2 separate regions of the Mus musculus genome follow, and region 2 is linked to region 1. The links are chromatin loops, found by intact Hi-C in ENCODE. Cell type or tissue: gastrocnemius. All regions are shown on one strand. Each heading gives the region's core, and the rest is flanking DNA. Links, peaks and the distances in the headings are about the cores only. Region 1 holds the start of Fyn (Fyn proto-oncogene). Region 2 overlaps Fyn (Fyn proto-oncogene).

Region 1 (8,699 bases), core at 213-8,212:
AAACTGTAATCACCAGTATGGGCTGGACTCCTATACTAATGTAGGGGGTCGGTGGAGACCAGGAACCATTTGGAACACTAGCAGTTCCCCTATTCCAGGTCCAGAAGCTAACGGATTAGCCTCCATGTAACGTGTTGGATGAAAAGACACAGCCAAGAAAGCTGGTGATGGAAAGATGCTGAAGGAAAAGAGGAAAAGCCTAATTCCCAACTAAACCAGCAACTGTCATAAAAGAAAGCCGTGTCAGTGAATAGACAGTAACGGAGGTTCAGTCCTTAGTAACCTAAGCAAATAGATACGACTCTCACTCCCTTGTCTGCACTGTCCAGTCCCCATGAAGCCCTCCCTCCTCTGGGGTCACCAAGTGTCAGTTTAATTGTTAAGGAAAGTACGTAAAATGGTACTGCGATCTGTAAGGCTCTTCCCTTACAGAAACTCTCTGGAGTTTCCAGACTTGCCTGAAGAAGACTAGGCCAAGATGGGTGCTTCTGTGGTAAAAGAACCCCATCAAAGACCGCAGAGCCAGGACTGAGTGGTGGCTAAGGATCGCCCCGTGATAAGTGGTCCCCCGAAATCACAAAATGCCAGGTTTTTAAAAAACATGCTGAAGATGAAAATCAAAGCAACCAAACAATGATGGCTTTTGTTAAGTGTTATTATGCAAAAGTGTTTACCAAACACACAAGCCTTTTCCTTTCTCGGGGCACATGGCTAACCTACACTTCTCATTGGATTCTCTTGCTGTTAAGCATGGTCATATAGCCACGACTCTTCTAAAGACAGAGTGGAAGTGACATGTGCAGACCAAAGCATTTTAAAGGTAGATGCACCCTCCCCAACTCTTCATCCCACCAATCCGTTGAAACAGGTTGAAACTGTTACAACAGGTTATGGAAAGCTGTGGCATGATAGGATAATGGGACCCAGAATCACTCAGGACAGAAGAAAGCCAGCTACTGAGCAGAGACACCTATGCAGGGCTACATGTGAACAAAAATAAATATATTTTGGTTTAGCACCATTATACATTTTCAGGCCTGCTCTAGCTACTAACATGAGTCTCTTTTAAAAGACGTTGGGTCCATATCGTTGATCTAATTCACATTTGTCGCTCATTAAATGGAACTACCAGGTAATACCAACAAAAGTAAAACCTGACAGAAACCAAGAAACCATTGGGTTAGGTTCTCTACCCAATGGCAGAAATGGACAGAAAACAAAAACAGAATCTGATAATGGTGTTGGAAGACAAATTTGAAGACATGGTGGCTTGCCTGGAGCAGAGAAGCTGGCAAAGGCTTCAGAATTGACACGTGTGCTGGGCCTGGGCTTCAAGAACATCAGACGATGGGGGAGGGGACTTCAGACCTCCAGAAAGTAGAGGTGTTCGCCCACACTCATGCAACCTTATCATTAATAAGTGCCTCTGACTTGGTCAGTACGGTGCAAGTTTATCGTGTACTGACTTTCCTTTCTGGGTCTGGCATCCCAACAAACCAGCCTTTGTTTTCAGAGAACATTCAGTATTAGCCCTTCTACTGTGTGTGTATATGTATAAATATATATGTTCCACAAAAGATGTCAGCTTAATGGATCACAACTCTTTTCAGATAAAACAGCTAAAGAGTAAACTTGGGACAGTTTCGTTACTTTCAACAGTTGAGACCCCACAACCCAGGAATCAGCAGATCAGACCTAAGTTTTGACAAACTAAGCCTGAGACTTACATTAACATTTCTACCTTCAGAGGAACACCATAGGTTCTGAACTCAGACATCTACATCCCCTGTTCATAATTAACTAGACCCAAAGTGTGAGAGTTGAAACCACTTCCTCCAAGTCTGAATGTGTGGTACTCACTGGGTAGAGCCAGACAGGGAGACTGAGCACAAAGGGTGAGAGGCCGGATGTGAGCTTCCAAAGTCAACCTTGAAGCAGACAAGTGGTACACCTCCAGGGTCTTCCAAACGCCAGCCCAAGTGCTTGCTATCCATGGCCCCAGTTTCTTAAATAAAAGGGCTAGGCAGCATTGCTGGGCAGACCAGAGCACATTTCAAAAGACTTCACTCAGCAAAGAGGCCTTGGACTTTAGGGAATCCAGTCAGGCTGCCTCACTCGTGTTAAACAGTTTGATTCTGACTCAGACACAAAATTCTTCTGATCCCTCATCAATTTATCCTGTCTCAGGTATCAGTAACTATCCCCCAAGAAGAAAAGGGGGGAAATGAGGGATAGGGGAAGGTTCCTTGAAAGTATAGCAACTCCTAAAACAGCTGAAATAATCCCCCCCACCACCACCTTAAATAGAGAAAACTGCAGTTGCCACTCAATGCTACCAGTCTGTAAACACAGCTAAATGCCTGCACCTGCCACCCGGGATCCGGGAGCCTTCATTTTTTGGTAAGTGTGGCAGAAAAGACTAAGAGATCAACTGCTTCACCAGAAAGAAAGGGACGCCCCAGGGATGAGACACAAGAAGCATGGTGCCCTGGGTACTTTATGTGTCTCTCCTCTATGAACTGAAAGGGCTCTTTGTGTCACACACACACTCACACACACACACACACAGAATGAGTCTGATTTATTAGAGGAAGGAGGGGCAAAACGGGTGATTTTATTATCCCTCCTCCCAGTGAGTCCCAGCAAACGCCTCCTGGGCCCAAGCTTGGTGGCCTCTTTCTAGCTCAGTCAGTCCCTGTGGCCTCAAAGATAAGAGAGCCTAGAGGAGACCAAACAAAACCGTCTACCGACCTAGGGAAGTAGGGAGGAAATCCAGCGTGTCGAGAAGGGAGGAGAAATAAGCTTGAGAGAGCAAAAGGGGTGGGGGGACAGAGGAAGAGGAGGCAAGGCCAGACACAGGGGAAAGGGGAAGGGTGGGTGGGTGGTAGCACAGGAAGGGTGAAGGGGAGGGTGGGGGAAGTGCAAGGGAGGTTCCAGAAATAGGCAGGAGGATGCGCTGGGGAACGGCAAGGGCCACCGAGGGAGGAAGCCGAGAGGTGGAGGAGTGGGGCAGGGGTTGGGTGGGGAGGAAAGCAGCACGGGGCATCAATTATTAAGTGATTACATCATCCCTGACATTAAAACAACACACACAGCCCTGGTCCCCGCGGGGGGCCGCGAAAGGAGGGCGGGGGCGGAGCTGGGCCAACCTCACCCCCAAGCCAATTCCTATTTTCCACCCGGCACCCGCCGGCGGCCGAGGAAAGACACCCCGGTGCCTGCGCAGCCTCGGGGCGGCACCCCGCATCAGTGTCCTGCGTCGCGGGGCGCCCTGGAGGCTGCGCGGCGGGACCGCAGCGGGAGCAGCCCGTGCGGGGGCGCTGGGCCGGGCGTCTCCGCAGCATCCCGAGGCTCCGCGCATCCCCTGTCGCTTACCTGCTTGGCTTGGCGCTCAGCTCCGGAGCACATTCACATGGTCCTCTCCCCGCCCTCCTCCGGCGCGGCCCAGGCGGCTCCCGCGGCTCCGCGGCGGGGCCCAGGAGCTCGTGGGCCTCGCGAAGCGCCGAGGGGGCGGCGCCGGTGTCCCCGGCCCGGCAGCCCGGTCCCTCCCTGGCGCGGGTGGCGGCTTTGTGTGTGCCCGGGGAGTCCTCGAAACGCTCCGGCTAGAGGCGGCCTCGCTGAGCTCTTGACCAGCGGGCGGGTCTCGGAGGCCCGGCGCACGGCGACCCCTCCTCCTCTCTGCGGAGCCCCCTCCCCGCCGGCTGCGCTCCTGACAGATGGCGCAACTGCACCGACGCGCCGCCGCCACCGCCGCGGCTTCTCGCAGCTACTCTCGCTGATGCTCGGGCTGCTCCGGATCCCGAGGGGTTCGAGAGGGGGCGGGACACGCCCTGAGACTGTCAGGTCTTTCTGCCCTATCAAAGGGCCCGCTGAGGGCTGAGCGCCGGCAGCCATTGGTGAATGCGTCGGAGGCGGGACGGCCATGGGTGGGGCCGCCGAGTGGGTTGAGCTTTACAGTGGTGGCGGGCAGCCTGCGGTGCGCACGGCCACAGGGTGTGTGAGAGGATGCGAGGTTGGCGGAGAAGGAAGAGTTGTGTGTCTGAGGATCGTGTGGAGTTGCGAGTTGGTGAGGTGGGCAGGAGAGTGCGCAGGGAATGAGCTGCTTTCCACTTTGCCAGTGGAGACTGGCACCTGCCACTCCAGCCTCACAGCCATGGGAACCTATTTCTCCAAAGAGATAGCCTCGCCTTTGAGAGTGGGAGGATAAAATGGAAAGGTGTTAAGAATGGCGATGGCAAATTAGGGAAGTGAGGAGCAAAGTAGAGAAGTACCATTGCAGAAACTGGGAAAGCTAGGACCAGCAAACGCACAACAAATAGTAAGAAATTAATGACTTGTTAGTCTCATTTTCTTGGGTACCCAAATATGCTCCCCGCCCCCCCCCCCACACCTACCCCAGGAAAAGTGAAAGAGAAGTATGACTGAAATTCAAGGGGCCTGCAACAAAGAGTCCCAAAACCACCCAGTAGAGATTGCTTGTGCTTTTCCCTAGCTGTTTACCAGTGGCCATTGCTCGTCTGGCTCCTTGGGGCATTCAAACTTCTCTTGGTTTTCTTGTTTTCGCTGGTGGCTGAGCTGAGCTTTTTGCTCAGATTTTCCTTGACGAAATAATAGCCGGGTTGGTCTGCAGTCTTTATTTCCGATTCAGCTTTTCTATGGCAGGATGTAACTTCATAAAAAGAAACATTTTGCCTTCCTGATTTTCTTTATAGGCAATTCCTGTTTACTGAGAACTCTGTTTTAAGACATGTTCAGAATCATTTTCTTTAATGATTTTGGTAAGAAACTCATCCCTCCCCCTCAGCAAATCTAATCTTCTAAGAAGTAAGTTTAAGCGAAGCAGCCTTGGCTTCCTTAGGCGCTCAAGGTCTGTGTTATCTTTCCTGCTCAGTACATTTCCCCTGTAGTTTAAAAATACCAGTCTCTTTTGCTGACTTTTTTTTCTTTGTCTTTTCCGCAGTGCTCTTTTGAGAAATTTGCTGCTATTCAGTAAATGATCCTCATGTGATGGACGAGGAAACTGAGGACAAGAGAAGGTGACACTGAGGAATTCCATGTCCGATCTCTTCCTGAAACCTGGAGCAGATGGTACTAAGTCACTCCATTGTTAATAATTTCTTTGAGAGGAGTCTCATTTTTGGCATCTGCAGCATAATAGCTTCTTCACGTAATTAGTGGACCAATAAGAGGCAAAATGATTAAATGACAAATTAACCAACTCCCAGCAAGACTCTGTTCTGTTTTTTTCTCTTTACTTACTTTTGAAAAAAATAAATAAAAACAAAAAAACAGGAAAACCCCACAACTCTTCCTCCGGATAGCTTTAAAGGGATTCTGTCTCCACAAGAAGATTTGCTGATGTTGTGAACAAGTGAGAAAGCCCTGGAAAGATGTTAGCATTATTTCCCATTTTGATCTGCTCCCAAAGGTCATCAAAGTAGATTTGACTTAAACAGTGTCCTCAGCCTACCCAAGGCAAGCCATGCTTTGTTCTAAACCTGAAATTTTATTTTCTTACAGGCAGTATCTATTACCCAACAAATGGAGAGACATTGTTCTAGAATTTCTCTTAGATTTGGTTGTTATTTGCTTGGGTTTTTGTTTGTTCTGTTTCTCTCACCTTTAAGTCCCCTGTTTCTAGTCTAGTGTTCTTTTTTGGTTTGTCTAATCTGTGTTTCCTGTTTTGCTTTCAATGTATATTTAGTGTTATTAGCTAAGCTGTTTCCCATTTTGAGATTTTTGTTTTCTTACCAATCAAACAAGAAAATAAAAATGGTTACTGAAACTGGAAAAAAAAACTAATGTGCAAGGAAGGGAGATGGATCAGTGAATAAATGGCTTGCTGCTGTACACATGAGACTGAGTCTGAGTCCCCAAAACACACATTAACAAAGCCCCAAAACACACATTATCAAAACCGTTACAGCCGGGCGGTAGTGGCTCACTCCTTTAATCCCAGCACTTGGGAGGCAGAAGCAGGTGGATTTCTGAGTTTGAGGTCTACAGCCTGGTCTACAAAGTGAGTTCCAAGACAGCCAGGGCTATACAGAGAAACTCTGTCTCAGAAAAAAAAAAAAAAAGAAAGAAAGAAAAAAGAAAAGAAAAGAAAAAGAAAGAAAAGAAAAGAAAAGAAAAGAGAAAAATACAAAACAAAACAAAAATGAAAGCCGTTACAGTGGCAAGTGTCTGGACCTCCAGAAACAGTGAGAGACCCTGTCTGAGAAATATGTTAGAGAACCAATTTAGAAAGCCCAGCATTGACCTCTGGCTTCCACAGGCACTGCATATGTGTGCAAGTGCACCCCCAAGCATGTATGAACACCTCTAAACATGTATGCATACACACCTTACACAAAGACACACAGATATGTACAAAGGAAATGCATTCTAAGTGACCACGCCTCAGCATATGCCCAAAAGACATGATGACATCATACCTCACAGCTACTTGCTCAGCCATATTCATTGCCATTCTAGTCACAATAGCTAGGACATGGTGACAACCTAAATGTTCTTCAGCTAAAGACAATGTGGGACGCGTACCCAGTGGAATACTCAACTGTAAAGAAAAATGAAACCATGGAATTTTTCAGGCAAATGGGTAGAGCTATTTTGATAGAGAGCTATTTGGATAGCTATTTTGGGTAGAGATCATTTTGAGTGATGTGACTCAGACCCAGGAAAACACACATCCCATGCTCTTTCTCATCTGTGGTTCCCAGTTCCAAGTTTTCATATGTGAGTGCGTAATCTGGAGGAACTGCAAAGCCCCGGAAAGTAGAGGAGAAAATGGCAGAAATGGGGAATGGTGGGGTACAGGCAAATTGGAGGAGGAAATAGGAAAAATTGAAAGGGGTTAATTTGGGAGAGGGGAGAGAGATAAATACAGGAGAAAGAGGCATGTGGGTAAAATAATAGCAAGGGTGTCAAAAAGCCATAGTCATATTACTATCTATATATATAAAATTAAATACAAAACATGACTTGTATACATATACACTATTTAGTTTAAATGAAACTTTTCCATTGCCCCCCCCCCCCACAAGATACATAGACCATCTAAAAACAAAACAACACCAGGCATGAGAAGTTCTCTTTTGAGTTGTTGATCAAGGTTGTCCAAGTGACTCCCAAAACATTATAGAATATTGCTGTCATCATTGGTTGCCTCCAAGGTAGAAGATAAGTCCCTATTTCTTAAGGCACCATCCACTTCAGACATAGGACCAAAAGTATGTGAGCCGGGTCTAATCTGAAAACCTCCTCTGTGATGACTAACTTCGTGGCACCAGGACATTCCATGCAAACTTTCAAGGGAGAAAGCATCCAGTTGTCCTACCCAGCTATGATGTCTATGAATAGCAGCAGTCACCAGCATAGCATGATAACTGTCAGGGCACAATAATGGCACGCATACCTTGGTGATAACCAACAGCTCTCTAATTGGACTTATGGCCTGCTCAGAAAGAAAGAAACCATGCCTGCTAATAGAACCTAGTCAGTTAACTGGGGCTAAGTCAGGGATCTTAGATGAAAACCAATAACAGCCACTTCCTAACCAGCTTATTTCCTAACTACATTTTAAATGTCCCACCGATAGGTGTTCTTCTCACCCCCTCATCAAAGAGACTTCTCTTTGCAGTAGACGAAGATCATTACAGAGACCATGCAGTGCCTGGTCTCAGCCAATACATCAACACGGTTCCTGTACCTAAGGCTCAGGGATTGTTGCAGAAGAGGAGGTGGAAAGGTTATAAGCTAGAGGATCAATCAGGTGCTTGCTGTGAGTTTATGTCTTCCAGAAATGTCAGTGAGGTTACACTCATGAAGTCTAATCAACAAGGATACCTAAGAAGCCTTGAACAGTGACAACACCTATGGGGCATGCTAACATGGAAAATTAAAGCTCAAGGGATTTCCATTCTTAACAAAGAGTTATGAACAACAGGGGAAGGTGGTGAGCAAGAGAAATGGTCTTCTCCGTGTAAGGAGTCCCCAGTTGGTTATCCAATACCAAGTAGTCAGCCTTTAGATCATATGCATACAGGTAATGTTATATGGACAAAAAAATGTTGTGATATATACATATATGTATATATATATATACATACATATGTGTGTGTGTGAATATATATGCCATGAATTTGAGAAAGAGTAGGGAGGAATACAAGGAATGGGAAGAGTTGGAACAATGAAAGGTAAAGGGAGAAATTATGTAACATTAACTTCAAAAACTAAAATAAAATATTATAGAAGGAAAAATCCAATTGTTTGTACTTTTTCATAGACAAAATCTGCAAGTATATATACAAAATTTATCTGTGAGGTTCCCCTAAGAGATTAATAAGTCAACTTGCTACTTCCAAGAAGATACCCAAAAGCAACCCATGAGACCAGCACAACACTGCTGACAATGTGAGCTGCTGTAACATCTTTTTGTCTGGCAGAGGTATTAGACTGTGCCCATCATGATCCAGACCCTTTTAAGTCACACATTTCAGTAGAATTATTTTTCTTAAAGATCATGTCTCGGGCTGGAGGGATGGCTCAGAGTTAGAGTTAAAAGTACTGACTGCTTTTCCAGAGGTCATGAGTTCAATTCCCAGCAACCGCATGGTGGCTCACAACTATCTATAATGGGATCCGATGCACTCTTCTGGTGTGTATGAAAACAGTGACAGTGAACTCATATACATAAA
Region 2 (8,699 bases), core at 232-8,231, 140 kb before region 1:
CCCCAGGACTATTTACCAGACACTCCCACTGTGAGCACTTACTACTCACAAAAGGATGGTCCGCATTAAAACTGAGAAGTAGTGACTGCGTGAAAGTAAAGCTGGGCAGGACCAGAGGCTGTCATGACAGCCTCCAGAAGCACAAGCACTTGACGCTGCTAATTAGCATTTCAATTTTCTATTAGAGTTTGACATTCTTAAATGCTCATTTAGAGAGAGTGTTGCTATGGTCCAGAGGCAGTGGTGGACGGAAAGGCTGAGCTATGCCGCCCCACCCTCCTCTCTCCTGCCTTCCCAGGGCTCCTCATCTGGTAAATCCCCAAAGATCCAGCTGCTCCTATCCGAATCCTGAGGGGCCTCCTCCTCAGGGCTGCTCTGTTTACTTCACTCTTCCTGCGTCAGCTCTTACCTTCCTGCTGGGGATGAGGCCTTGACCACATCTGCCCTTTCTTCCGGACAAGCAAGGAACCCACCATGTCCCAGTGCCCACTGGCTTCTATGCTTTCCTTCAGCTTGGGACCCACTGTGCCACATTAAGAGGTGGCCTGTCTACTGTCCCTCTGCCCCATGGACAAAGGTCCATTTCTTCACAGATATACGGCCAATGCCCAGCACACAGGAGTTACTGAAGAAGTGACAACCGGATGAGGAAAAAGTCTGTTTTGTGCTGTATTTCTTTTTCTTTCTCTCTGTACCAAACCCAACCTTTCTGCCAGTGACTTTCATCAACAATATGTCCTGCTTCCCTCGACCCCATCCCCCCTTTTTGGGGACAGGGTCTCACTATGTAACTGGCTGTCCATGTAGACTAGGATGACCTGGAAGCTGTGCATCACCATACTGTCCTGCATTTTCTAATGTTACTGGTATGTAGGTGAGAAGTGAGAACTCAGACATACAGGGAAGGTAATGAATGTTACCACTGTAAGTGCACTGTGGGCAGACAGAACTTGCAGGAAGTGTCCCTGCCAAGACTCTGAAAAGTCGCTTTGGGACCAAAGCGTCAAATAAGAACCACGTGACATGATGTCTAATAGCATACACTCTCTGGGGAAGGCAGGGCTGGCACAGACCAGGAAGAGATTCAAGACCATAAAGGGTAACTCATATCCACGTAGGAGCTGTCACAGGCTGAGGAGATGCTGGTGGCAGTTCTTAAGCACTGCGCTCGTCTTACCAGGACACATTAGACACTCCAGAGCTCTCACAACCTACACTTCAGCAAATGCTTAGTGAGTTGACTTCAAGTTCTTGGGAATGAGAATGTTTGTCAGGCAGTCGCCTACTACTTGAGCTGAGATCACCAAATCTGGAACCCATTTCCTCATAAATCATTCAAGATGAATTTACAGCATGCTGTGTCCAAGGCGTTCTCTTGTTTATGGACAGCGAAGGATTTTAATGAGTTTCCAACAGGAAACTATCGCCAAGGCATAATCTACTGAGGCATTTCACCACCACTGCTGCACCATCAGATGGGTATGTACCTCGCTGACTTTGTCTTAACTCTTCCATGGTACAACGTTGCTTTGAGCTTTGGCAAGGACCAGACAGAACATACTTGCTCCAAGTGCTTTTTTTCTTGGGGATTTCATTGATTTGTTTAAGCAGAAGATGTGAGCCTAGAATTAGAGGGTCACGCTCACACCTGGCACCCCTGTCCACCAGGAGACATAGTAGGCAATGCTTGCAGATGTTTTCAGTTGCCAAAACTTAGGGAAAGGGGTACTTGTACTCTGTCAAACTTCTTACAAGGCACAGAATAGTCTCCTGCAACAAGCAATTCCCAGTGTCACAGGTATTACCCGGGAGAAACCCTGATTTTCTCCGAAACCTAAAACCAATGAGAACTTTCACTGCAAACCATCTTTTTAATGCAACAAAGCCACCTCATTAGAACTCTTGCAGAAAACAGGATATCGTGTCTCACGTAACAAAGAAAAGGCAACATTCTAAAGTCCCTAAAAAGAGTTCCACAGTGTTAACACAGAATTCACAGTGAAGGTATGAAAGGCATAATCCCCTTGAAGTCAGGGCCTGGCTGCTGGTCCTCTGCTTCCCAGCTGTGTGCACCTTACAAGCCTGGTGCAGAGCTAAGCATGCTACAGACATCAAGTGACTAAACCAAAATGATCAAAAAACAATTTTGGAGAAGGTAATCTTTGCAGAGGGAACGCAGTGCATGCCCTTGATGTTCTGAGTTAACTATATGCTTCTACTCGGATCTCGCTCTATTCTTGACTGATTTAGAGGAAGAATCAGGAGTAACGAGAGAAATGGGAGCAAGACAAAACAGAAATAATGCAGACACTAAGAGTCCATCATGATGATCTGTGTGAGAATCTGTGGTCTTCACCCTCCCATGTGGCCCAGGCAGCCTAACTACTCCTAGACAGAGTGTGAGGAGACACTATACAGATGGCATTCTGTGTCATCAGGCTCCTCACTGTGAGGCAAACTTCTGGGCATTTGGACTAAGATAAGAATCTCTCTGCCGGGCGGTGGTAGTGCACGGCAATCCTAGCACTTGGGAGGCAGATGCAGGTGGATTTCTGAGTTCAAGGCCAGCTTGGTCTACAAAGAGAGTTCCAGGACAGCCAGGGCTATTCAGAGAAACCCTGTCTCGATAAACAAAAACAAAAAACAAAAAACAAACAAAAAAAACCAGAAAAGAATATCTCTATTATTCGGTGTTTTCTGTGTCCACCAACATGGAGTAAGTGTACTAACTATTCTAGTTGCTTTTGATTTGTAGGTCACTGCAAAGCACTGTCAGTGCCACTCTGACAACACTGGGGCCCTGGAGTGCTGACTCGTAAGACACCACATCCATGTACCTAGTCAATGTGTCTGTCTAGAAGAGCTGGCAGCAGAGCGTCTTCACTAACCTGACCTTGTGCGACCAGTCCAGATATCCAGATTATAGCCTGTTTCTCCATCCCTTTGAAAGCTAAGGGACCCTGTTTCCTTAAATGGACATAGTCCCACAAATCTATTTAAGTTACACAACAGGGGAAGAGTTGCCAGACACACTGAAACACAGCCACACCCTCCTCCCATGAGCACAGCAGATATGATCGCTTTATACTACGGTCATGGTGTGGCCTCAAACCCTCCACACAGTTCTTCTGTGACAGAGGGGGCCCTGCAGTATGGGGGGGGGGGCTCAGCTATCACAGGTCAGGTACGTTCTGACCAGAGGTGGGCCCAGGTGGGTACCCACTCTCAACTTCTGAGGCTGGGCACACAAACAATGAGAAAGCTTCCATTTCCTCAGCTGCCAACCCAAGAGCAATGCCCATGATCAAGTTCTACAGCTGCTGGGTAACAAGGCCTGGATGAGACACCGGGCATGCTGGCAAATGCCTTTCTCTGCAACATACAGGGAAAAGAGCCAATGAGTAGCCGCCATCTTAGCAGAGTAGGCTGCTACCTTGGAGCCAACTTAAGAAGGAATGGAGAAGTGACAGCTCTAGACTTAGCTCTTCATCCCTATCCCCCTCCCATGCCCCATTCTCACCCTGGGAGCCTAGTGGGCAGCGCTGGCCTGGGAAAGGACAGTGAGGTCTGGCCACAGAACTCTGACACGACTTGCCTCATGGTCCCTTCCACTCTAGCATCGCTCTTTCTTGGGCAAAGCTGACAATGGAGAGTAAGAAAAGGATGGGAGCCGGACCAACGACACATAAGCAATGAGGAATTCAGAGCAGAGTTGTAGGTCCCCTGCAGCTCCTCACACTGTGTCAGGGGCAGAGGCAAAAGTGGACCGCTTCATGAATGAACAGCAGTGGGATGAGAGAGGGCAGGAGGAGGCGGAGCACAGTCAGAGTGAGGCGACCTTAGGAGAGAGGCTCCTGGCACACAGCTTTTGATGCTGAGAAAATCAACACCATCCACAGGATGAGTAACTTTACTAGGACTTTAAGGAACTTTACTAGATTCTCGGCAGACAGTGAATCCCCTGAGGAGCCAGGGCAGCTGATTAGGAGTTTTCCGCACATAACTGCTAGAGCCTCATTTAGGCAGCTCAACACTATGCCCGGAGCAGTGGTAGCTGGGTTACAGAACCTGCCAGCCAAGTTTCCTGATTCACCAACACCTTTCCATCCTGCCCAATGGGTTGTTCCTTCTTCCTAGAACACAGCCAGATGACCCTGGCAGCTTAAGGGTCTTTATCTGTCTTTTCGGTACAGTCAGAGAGGTCCTAGGAATTAGGTGGATGGAGAAAAAGCAGGGTGCCTTGGTGCCTCTTGGTTGCATAAGCACTGGTGGAGGTCCTAAGCCAAAGGAAAGATCCAGCCGGGTTTGCATTGTGCAACTGTAAGACCTTGGGGGCTGAGCCGCAGACAGCCTTAGTGCTGGGTCCACCCTGTGTCAGCGCAGTGCAGTGCAGTTCTGCCCACTTGGCAAAGTATACTTGCTGCCAGATGGATGGAAGAAGTGAGCCATTTGTCCCTGGCCCTGCTGAGGTTGTGCTGTGGTGCGCAGAACTGTAAGCTACCTTCCAACTTCCTGTACAGTCTCCAGGATGTGTGAATTAAACAGCCGCTCCTGTGTTAGGCTGTGTCACTTGGCGTAGCCAACCTTAGGAAGGACAGTGTCCCCGTGAGCTGACCTCATCAAGTAAGCCCTGGAGGTCATGGCTCTTCTTGCACATGCAGAGCCGAAGTGTGAGAAGAAGCATTCAAAGTGAGGATCCTCTCTCCTGCAGCTCTTAACACGTGGCCAGATGTGGGCTCTCCACTGCTGAGGAGCGCTCACAGCTGGCAGAGCAGGGAACTGGCATGTCAGTTCCAAGACCACAGCAAACCAGAGCAACTGAGACTGATCAAGAGTCTGTGTGAGTCAGGAAACCGATTCTTCCCTAGCAAGGCCCCAGTGACAGCTCAGCTGACACCCTTAGTTCAGCCTCGCTGATCAGAGATTCCGGTCATGCTACGTGCCGGCTTACGGCCCACAGAATGGTGAGCTAATACACGGATGCTGTCCGAAGCCTGCAGAAGATGAATGCCTAGTTACGGGATGGGGCACTGTAGAGGTGGTGGTTCCACATCCTGGCAGTCATAGCCAACATCCGAAGTGTATGTATGCATACTCATGTATGCCAGGCACTGCACTGTACTGCACTGGAAAACGCAACCCCACCACCACATTCTAAGTCCTCAAACATGGGCCCTGTTATAGAGAGGTAGGGGAATGTGTCCACAGCTCAGCTCGGGGTGGGGACGAGAGGTGACAACAGGTGACTAGAGTCCATGTCCAGAACTCAGGACTTCTGCAACAAAGCTGCTTTCTGTACCATGGAGCCCTGGTAAGTCCACACAAAAGTGTACAAAAGAGGCATGGCGGGAAAGTCAGAGGGAAGGACGCCTCTTGACACCACGTCCAGGGACAGAGAGCACAGTGCCTCTGTTAGCCTTGGTGCCTCTGTCTCCATCTACATTCCACACTGTGAATAGTGGGTTCTATGGAGGTGCTGGAACCACAGTGAGTCACCTCTTCCTTGGTATGGTTTGGCATCTTAATGACTGTTTGAGCCAACAAAACTAAAGCAGCCCTCAATTTCCCCGTCTTCCCTATCTGTGGCAAGGGTATTTATACATACCACGAGGGAGGCGGTAGCGGAAAGTTTCCTTGGTATAAAAATGAGCTCTCCTATTGCATTTAAGACATGATTCACTTTACAGGCAAATTAACTCATGAAGTGAAGTGTTCGTATAATCTGCCCCACCCCCAACCAAACACAAAAGACGTATGTACTTGTGGTAGAATGCTGTGAAGGAAAGCCCCTACCAAACGCTCCTTCTGACACCCTGCAGTCTCTCAGGTGAGAAGGCCACGGGACAGGGGAGTGTGCACAACGCAGACACTGACCACATGCAGTGGCCAGAAGACTGGACCTGCTACGCATCAAATCAAAGCTTTACTTCACAAACAGCAAGTGTCTGGATCATCCATGTGTGTGGTCACTGCAAAGGCTCTGAGGGGACGAGGATGGATCCTGTCCCACCCTGACAGCAATGGATGAAACCAATCACTCATAGAACACCATGGCACAGCAGAAAAGAGGCGCATTCCCGGCACCTGGAATCAGCTCTGTCGATGCTTGTGTAGATAACCCCTAGGCTGAGAAACTGCAGTCTTTTCCTTTTTCCCACCCCACCCCCCTCACTGCGCCTGGAGCTCTGAAGGCTTAATGGAAGGGAGACAGAAGCGTGAGCCCCCGAGAGTGAGCATTCACACTGCTGTCAGCCAGCCAGCCACTGGATGGGCTCCCAAACCTAAATGGCCAAATGAAGTTTTAACAGGGAATCATGGAAGGGCTCCAGGGAGAGGGAGAGATGCTTCTTGCGCCCAGTTTGCTTTGGATCTCTGAGTCGACAGAAGAGAGAGAGAAGGTGCTGATGCAAATGAGAGTATTAGCCCTGTTTGTACGAAGGGATTCTGGAGAGGCAGGGCACACCTTCCCCAACTCTTCCAGACCACAGAAGAGTGTGGCACAGTTGGTTTTTATAAAGGAGCCATTACTGCCATTTAATTCCAGAACACATTCTTCATCCTCAAAGAAACCCCTGTGCTCTAAGCAGCCACTTGCCAATGACCCCTATCTTCCCTGACGCCCATCTAACCTACCTAGGTCTCTGTGGGTTTGCCTAATCCAGATATTTGGTATGGATTTAATCACATGATACACAACCTTGGTTTCGTTCTATTTTTCATCAGGGCACAACGCATTTAAGATTCATCTGCAGTGTAGTAATATAGCATTGTATTAAAGTTATCATTACATTAATCACTAAATATCTGTCACTGTATGACTATATCATAAGGTGCTCATCCATTTAGAAATCATGAATATCCTGGATACTTCCTCCTTTGAATAATTCTGTTATCCACATTTATGTACAAGTTTATTTTGTAGATAGATATTTTAAAAAATGGATTTATATAGATAAGACAAACCAACTAGGCAGGAAATGAGGGAACACTATTGGTAGCACCTTCCTCTCCCCCCACACCACTGAAGCTTTAGGGGAAACACCAGTTTCCACAAGTAATCAGGGAAACACTTAGATTAGTAAGTGATTTAATTAGTAACTAAATTCACAGATGAATCCTCTACCCAACAGTGACAGAGGGTCCCTTGAAATGAGTTTGCTCCTACAGTACTGTGGGGACTTCTGGTAAACCAAACTGGTAATGTCAACAAGGGGCCTAAGACAGGCTTGCCTTTGGGCCTGTGAGTATGTGCTAAGTGAGGTTTTATAAAATGCTGTTCATCACTTTGGAAATTAGAAAACATGCAAGTGTTTAATGAGAGGTGGTGAATTTATAAGGTATGTCTACGACAGAATGGTAAGCAGAGGAGAAAACAGACACGGTGAGTACTCTGAAGCAGTGCGCTGTGTCAAGGCAGCACTGGGCCATTCCAGCTACAAAATGGATGCCTGCGATGCGCTTTAGGGGGACAGGCTGAATCACCGCAGGCGCGTGACAGAGACTGCACTGTGAGAATGCACCATGTTGATGAGTTCAAGTTCCCTTGTTTCAGTTCTCAACTGAATTTGTATGTAAGTTGAAACAATCACATAGTAATAAAGCATAAAACTGGAGATGGGAGGGGAGCACATTAAGAGGCAACTTCTGGAAGGCACAATAGCTAACCAGTCAAGAGCAGTGAGCGTGCTTTCTACTCCTTGCTGGGTGCTGAGGGGTTGTGCAGCAAGCAGGCAGTGAGAACACACAGAGAGAGCTGCAGAAACCTTACTGTGGCAAGGGAAGCAGAGGCACTGATGTCAAACCTGAGGACGCAATGGGTGATCACGCCAGACCTGGGCATGAAAAGGTCAGCTTAGGAACTTTGGGAAGGTCATGAAACACCTGACCCTCCGGAAGGGAGAGGCTAATTACCATTTCTCAGACCACATGGCAGGATCGGACCTGCCGGTGGGGACACATTCCACAGTACTGACTGTTGCCACCTTCAGACAAGGAAAGTCTTTGTCACCTCATTCCCTAAAGACCAATCAGTTTAAAGGGTGCACTATTCCACCAATCTTATTGTGCCTAGTTGCTGATGCTCTATTCTGCCCCTGGAAACCATATAAGAACTCGCTGGGATATTGGGAGTAGCCACCACTCCTTCGGGTCTGGGATGGCCCCAGTGCACTGGAGCAATAAATTCCTCTTGCTTTTTGCATCGATCCCGGCTTCACGTGGTTCACTCAGGGGGTCCCAGGTAAGCTAAGGCTCCCCAGAGTCTTACAGGCAGACAAGGTGGGGGCAATGAATATGCTTCAGTTCTAAGTCCTATATGCTTGGAGACCCTAACCATGTAGGAATGACAATCCTTAATTAAGCAGGCTCTTCCTGGAACTGAGGGCTTGGACTGGGCTGAGCTGTGTACTGGCCAGCCCTAGGGAAGGGAGGTCTAACCAGCACTCACTCTCTGGATGCTGCTGGTTGTAGAGGCAGGGGGATTTGTCCTTATGCTTGTTGTTTTCACCCTTTCCAGCTGACACAGCTTTGACTTTTCTTTTTTCTTTTTCTTTTTTTTTTTTTTTTTTTTTTTGAGACAGGGTTTCTCTGTGTAGCCCTGGAACTCACTCTGTACACCAGGCTGGCTTCGAACTCAGAAATCCACCTACCTCTGCCTCCCAAGTGTTGGGATTAAAGGCTTGCACCACCACTGCCCAGCT

Evidence for each region. Hi-C counts contacts between places; a loop is a spot of excess contacts. Peaks named below come from ENCODE experiments on the same cell type or tissue, not always from the same donor. Only the 100,000 strongest peaks of a DNase experiment are listed, where the experiment ranks them.
Region 2: it touches region 1 in a loop (2.0-fold over the local background); 12 of 42 quality-filtered maps call a loop at or near these places.

What each region holds. Positions count from the first base shown.
Region 1 is chr10:39,364,867-39,373,565 of GRCm38, reverse strand. Fyn (Fyn proto-oncogene) reads right to left here and starts at 3,767. Exons shown (of 14, transcript NM_001122893.1): 1 at 3,376-3,767. Gm31616 (predicted gene, 31616) reads left to right here and starts at 3,954. Exons shown (of 2, transcript NR_168583.1): 1 at 3,954-4,071; 2 at 4,961-5,850. In gastrocnemius, for the core only: a CTCF peak has its summit at 3,904; DNase peaks (open chromatin) are centred at 2,678, 3,143 and 3,837; H3K4me3 peaks cover 3,088 bases; H3K27ac peaks cover 2,343 bases.
Region 2 is chr10:39,502,744-39,511,442 of GRCm38, reverse strand. All of the region lies in intron 3 of Fyn (Fyn proto-oncogene), which reads right to left. Among named protein-coding and RNA genes, the nearest start is that of Gm40627, 83 kb to the left of the region's middle. In gastrocnemius, for the core only: a CTCF peak has its summit at 4,375; DNase peaks (open chromatin) are centred at 4,407, 4,901 and 6,266; H3K27ac peaks cover 4,442 bases.